Regions from separate parts of the Homo sapiens genome. Here region 2 is linked to region 1. The links are chromatin contacts, found by Hi-C or POLR2A ChIA-PET in ENCODE. All regions are on one chromosome and are shown on one strand. The core of a region is the stretch at or near the end of the contact, and the rest is flanking DNA. Distances in the headings are between cores, read along the strand shown.

Region 1 (2,700 bases), core at 77-2,576:
CAAGGCCCCTTCCTGCTGCATCTGTCTCCTTATGGCTGTGTCTTTTGTCTCCCAACCAAGGCAAATTCCGGGAGCAGTTTAAGGCTGCCTTCTCCTGCTGCCTGCCTGGCCTGGGTCCCTGCGGCTCTCTGAAGGCCCCTAGTCCCCGCTCCTCTGCCAGCCACAAGTCCTTGTCCTTGCAGAGCCGATGCTCCATCTCCAAAATCTCTGAGCATGTGGTGCTCACCAGCGTCACCACAGTGCTGCCCTGAGCGAGGGCTGCCCTGGAGGCTCCGGCTCGGGGGATCTGCCCCTACCCCTCATGGAAAGACAGCTGGATGTGGTGAAAGGCTGTGGCTTCAGTCCTGGGTTTCTGCCTGTGTGACTCTGGATAAGTCACTTCCTCTGTCTGAGCTTGTGTCCCCTAAGCAGGGTTGATGTGAGGATTAAGCATGCTGAAGCAAGTGGAAAGCTCCTTGTAAACTGTGAAGTGTTGTGGACATGATTATTGTTGTACTTCTCTCATTTGGCCATACCCCACAGTATAATCTGTCCCCATCCTCCTTCCAGAGCTTGGTCATCCTCCTAAAGACCCCTTTCCTACCCAATTACAGGCCTTCCCTGGAGTCTGCTCTAAAGGTCCCAACAGGCATTTCCATCTTGTTCCATGGCTCCCTGAAGCCCAGGGCTGCACTTGGCCAGCTGTTCTGATGCCTGTGTGAACTAATCTGGGCCCAGCCTTTCTCCAGCGGGCCACGAGCACAGCCCCACCCTAACCAGGTGCCAAGGGCACACACCACAGACCCGACCTTGTTGGCTTTGTGGTGTGATAAAACACTCTCCATGGCCACTTGGCAGAGAGGCCAGCAGCCCGAAGCAACTGTAATTAAAAGCCTGGCACTGAATGTTCCCTTTCCTTGTCATTGCACAAAATCTGTGCTGCTTAGGTTAGGAGCAGAAGAAGGTGGGGAAGCTGGGGGGAGGGAAGACAAGAAGGCACTAGAATGCTCTTATCTGCTGACCTCCCACCCCCACCACACGGGATCCCAGATGGACTCAGCCAGGCCTCGGCACACGTGGTGCTGCCTCCTCATGCGGTGCCAATCCTGTGACGCCGGGACCTCACCCCTCGACACAACTGTCTGCTCACAGGCCCAGTGGCCTGGGGAAGGTAAGGGGGGCCGGGTGGGCAGATAGCGGGTTAACAGGCTGATTTACTGTTATCTTCATCTTCTTGGAAACCAAGGCTTGCGCCTATTTTCTATGAACTCACAGGATAAAAAGAGAAAGCCACAGACTTGGCCAGACATGCTCCGTCTGCCACCGAGATTTTAAGGCTGCCAAAGGCCCTGAGCCTTGTTGCCAGAGAAGGACGTGGAGTGCAGCCTGAAGTGCTACTCTGCTGAGAGGAACAGGGACATCTGGCAGGGGCCAGCTCTGCTATGCATACCACCAGGTCTGCTTAACTTGATTAATAGAGCTGTGGGCTCCCTCTGACCTCAACCGTCAAGAACGTGGGCAGAGCCCTGGTGCTGCCAGGGGCCCAGCCCAGGAGTGTTGAAGCACTGCTCCTCCTAAGCACCCCGCTTTACCCAGAGCAGGTGGAATGTGTGGTCTAAGTATGCCACCTGCTCTCCACACGACTTACCAGCCCAGCTCTCTGTGGACGGGGCAGAGCTCTAGCTGCTGCCAGGAGGATGGGCTCTCCTGCCCATTCCACACTCCCACTGGCCTTAGGATCCAAAGCGGTTGGCACAGTGCATAGGTAGGCTTGGAGGTGAGTGTGCAGAATGAGGTATGAGGGCTGGCCCCCAAGCTCAGAACCAACCGTGCTTACAAGATCAATCCAGGTCTTGGGCTCCTCAGCCTCAGCTGAGCACAAAGGTGAGAGACTACAATTGGCACCATCGGGTTTCAGCAGACACTTGGTTCAGTGGGAACAAAGAAACAACAGGCGCTGCTCCTAATGGCTGCACGCTCTGCTGGCTGAACCCAGCACCATGGGGGGCCTCAGCCCTCCACTCTGGGGGACTCAGATAAACTGAAGAAAATTCAGGGGAGGTGACCAGGATGCCAAGGGCAGAGATGCTCAGCGAGGGACTGCTCAAGAGCCCAGGGCTATCTGGCCCAGGGAAGAGAGGACTTGGGGAAAATGTGGTATATAGGGTAGGCTCCACTATATAGAGGGTTGGCATGCATAAAGGGTGATGTATGTCCTGGGTGGCCCACAGAGAAAACCACAGCAAATGGTGGTGTCTTCAAGATGGCAGGATTTAGAATCCACATAAGGAAGATGTTTCTGCCAGTCATGGAGGAAATGGGCTGCCTTGAAAGGCACTGAGTTCTTTGCCTTTGGCGAAGCAGAGGCCAGACTCACATGGGGACTATGAACGGAATTTTAGCTCTGGATGGGGGCTGGCCTCTGGGAACTGGATTCCATCTAATGCGGGGATTCTAGCACTACAGCAGCCCAGAGGAGAATGCAACTGACCTGGCTAAGCCCGACACACTGCTGGGCCTCACTGACCTGCAAAACAGTCATAGTTACTTCCAACTACCCACTGCAGGGAGGAGAGCCCTGCACAGGGCCTCAGAGCTCTTTATCTCAAAAAGCCAAAAGATAATCACCATTACCCAGAATAAAGCCCCCTGGCAAACTAGAATGTCTGGTGTCTTTGGCTTTTGATTGAAATGTGGTCAGCTCATTAGAGACACTCGGTG
Region 2 (2,700 bases), core at 131-2,630, 38 kb after region 1:
CAAGCCCTGTCGGCCTCCAGTAGTCACTGGGCCCATCCTGGAGGCCTCTTTTCCCAGCCTCAGTGCAACTGGGTCAGTCTTGGAATTTCCTGAAAGCCTGATGCTAGGGGTGGGACAGGGGCATGGGAGCTGCATGGCTCAGATCTGTGACTTTGCCAACCCAGGGTCCTGCTCACCTTCTCTGCTTGAGGGCCAGGTGGGCCAGGTGATCCAACTTTGCCTGGGAATCCAGGGGGACCCTGTATCAACAAAGGGGCAGGCAGGAATGAAAGTGGGGCTGGAGGGGGAGCTCCCCTTCTTTATTCTTCCTGTGCATGATGCACTGTTGTTAATGCAATTCATTTTGACTTCCTAGAAGCACCACTTGGGAGCATTACGTCTGCCTGGCCTGCTGGGCTGGGGCCCACACAAGAGGCTGGGCTCTCCAGGTCCTGGTTCCTGGAATCAGGCCTGGCCACCCAGGCCGTTCTCCCCTGCCTCTCCCCTCTTCTCCCCAGGACCATCCTACCCCAGCCTGGCCTGGTCAGGCCTGCCCCTCCCGATGAGACCACATCAGACAGAGCTGGCTTTGTGTCTTCTTCACTCACCGGTGGGCCCGGAAAGCCTGGCTGGCCTTGAAATCCCTAGGGTGAGAAGCAAGGGGCAGTGTGCTGTGCCACCCCCTCTCTCCTGCCTGGCTGCCCAGGTGGAAAGAGTGACGGGGGGGGCACCCTCAAACCCATGGGCTTTGCCCTCCCCTCTGCCCACCATGGCTGGCAGGTGAGGCTCTGGGCATGAGGTAGGTCACAACCCAAGGACAGGTAGGGTGGGGAGACTAGAGCTGGTGATCACCAGGGACCCAGCTCCTTCCCTGCCTCCCTGCAGCCAGGTCCCAGTCGTCACTCACCTGGTCGCCCTTCTCACCGGAGTTACCTTGGGGTCCTCGCTCTCCTCTGGGACCCTGTCACCCACAGAGAACAATGCAGCCGAAACCTAATCTTCCTGCCCTCAGACCCCAGGACAAGACCAGGACCACATCTCCCCATGCCCTCCTTCACTCACCGCTGGGCCTGGGGGGCCTGGGAGGCCTTCAGATCCTGGGGGGCCCTAAGGATACAAAGGAACAGAATCAGTCACTCCTCCTGGGGAGGTGAAGGATGAGGTAGGGGGATGTGACAGGGGACTGCCCAGAACAGAGGTGGCATGTGCTGGGAGGCCCCTGGGCTGGCAGGCCCCCTCTGCCTGATCTGCTCAGGCTTCCCTGCTCTTGCCCGAGCTACTGAACCAGCCTCCTAACTCGTCCTGCCACCTCCTGGCTCACTGCAAGCCAGCCAGCAAATGGCTGCCCTCTTCTCCTCCAGCATAGCTCTGATTATGTCACTCTCTTGCTCAAACACCTTATGCGGCTCCCTCTGCCTCTGAGTGGGGCGCACACTTTCCACCAACGCTGGTCTTTGAGGCAGCCTGTGATCTGGCACCAGCCACCCCTTCCCACTTCTCCTCCCTCTCTCCTTCTCATCTTCCGCCTTGCTCAGTCAGACTGCTGTTCTCTGACACACTCTATACCCTCACACCCCCAGGCCTTTGCACCCTTAGCACAGCTTTCTCTTCTACCTAGAATGCCCCCTTCCCCCCTTCCTAGGTCCCCTGAACCCTTGCCAAATCATCTGATGGCTGGAAGCTGTTCCTGCAGTGCCCCACCCAGCCTCTCCCTCTGGAATTCCCCAGTACAGACAGCCACAGGGATCCCTCCCTCCTGCTAGTCAGCTCTCAGCTCATATGCCACCTGCTCAGAGAGGCCTTCCTGCCCCTCCGCTTCGATGGTGCCCAAACACCTCTCCAGCCCCTTCCCCTGTCCCATTTCCTCCATGAGTCCCAGTCCTCATCGTTCCTAGGCACTTGTTTATTCATCTGGCAGCTCCCTCCCCCACGGCAGGGCAAGAGGGCAACTGCGCTCTGTTCATGGAGACATCCTCAGAGGGGAGCCTGGCACCCCACAGGCCCCTGAGAAATATCTATTACTGAGTAAATGCCTGATGGAGTTTGCTGAATCCCACTGGGGCCTCACTGAAACTGGTGAATCTGTAAGGCTGCAGTCCCAGTTTGGCTGATCCTAGATCTGAGGTTTGTGAGGTTTGTCACCAGATAGATGTGTGTTCAAGCCCAGGTTCCACCACTACCTCACTCACTAGCTTCAGGAGCCTGGGTGAGTCTCAGCTTTGTCACTCTGGGGGCCCCAGTGTCCTCATCTGGTCACAGCCCAACTCCTGTGCTCAACGTGGGGCCTGGCAGGCCTTGGCTCTGGAGGGTGGCTCTGGGGAGCTGGGGTCCACTGGGGGTCTATAATCCCAGGTCCTCCTTTGTAGGAGGCGGAGGAGTGCTTCTGCGGCTGCCTCCTGGCACCCTCCCCTTGGCAGCCCTGCGGGGATTCTCCTCACAGCCTCCACCTCCACAGCACCCAGCCTGTGCTGCAGGCTTGGGGGCAGGGGGGCAGCAGGGGTCACGATCCTCCCCTTCACAGGCTGCTGCCAAGTCTCCAGCCCGAGACTGTGTGGCTCCACGTGCAGCCCTGCATCCAGCCCCACGCCGCTGGGACTCACCGGCTCTCCTTTCTCTCCCGCTGACCCGGTGTAGCCACGCTCCCCCTTGATGCCCTGACAAGTGGCAAAGAGACAGTGGAATTAGCCCCACAGAATTAGTCCGTCACGGCACTAATGCGAG

Evidence for each region. A loop is a pair of places that touch in the nucleus more often than their neighbours do. ChIA-PET counts read pairs that join two places held with the same protein, here RNA polymerase II (POLR2A). Pooled maps may share reads with other maps.
Region 2: a loop to region 1 is called in a pooled map, with 5 times the contacts of the local background. The contact joins two enhancer-like sites. A Hi-C loop is called at or near these places in 1 of 168 maps with a recorded cell type or tissue (posterior cingulate gyrus) and 1 of 50 pooled maps. POLR2A ChIA-PET finds 5 or more read pairs at or near these places in 3 of 52 experiments (GM10248, H1 and MCF 10A).

Annotation. Positions count from the first base shown.
Region 1 is chr1:31,626,730-31,629,429 of GRCh38, forward strand. It overlaps HCRTR1 (hypocretin receptor 1), which reads left to right. Exons shown (of 9, transcript NM_001525.3): 9 at 61-884. The coding sequence ends at 251. Among named protein-coding and RNA genes, the nearest start is that of HCRTR1, 10 kb to the left of the region's middle. Within about 2 kb of position 1,327, at least 21 of the 41 ENCODE cell types and tissues checked have a DNase peak (open chromatin) inside an H3K27ac peak, as active enhancers do.
Region 2 is chr1:31,664,996-31,667,695 of GRCh38, forward strand. COL16A1 (collagen type XVI alpha 1 chain) reads right to left here. Exons shown (of 71, transcript NM_001856.4): 52 at 2,580-2,633; 53 at 1,042-1,086; 54 at 887-940; 55 at 588-623; 56 at 177-239. Among named protein-coding and RNA genes, the nearest start is that of PEF1, 21 kb to the left of the region's middle. RefSeq lists enhancers at 806-1,345, 1,346-1,884, 2,425-2,700. Within about 2 kb of position 1,381, at least 8 of the 41 ENCODE cell types and tissues checked have a DNase peak (open chromatin) inside an H3K27ac peak, as active enhancers do.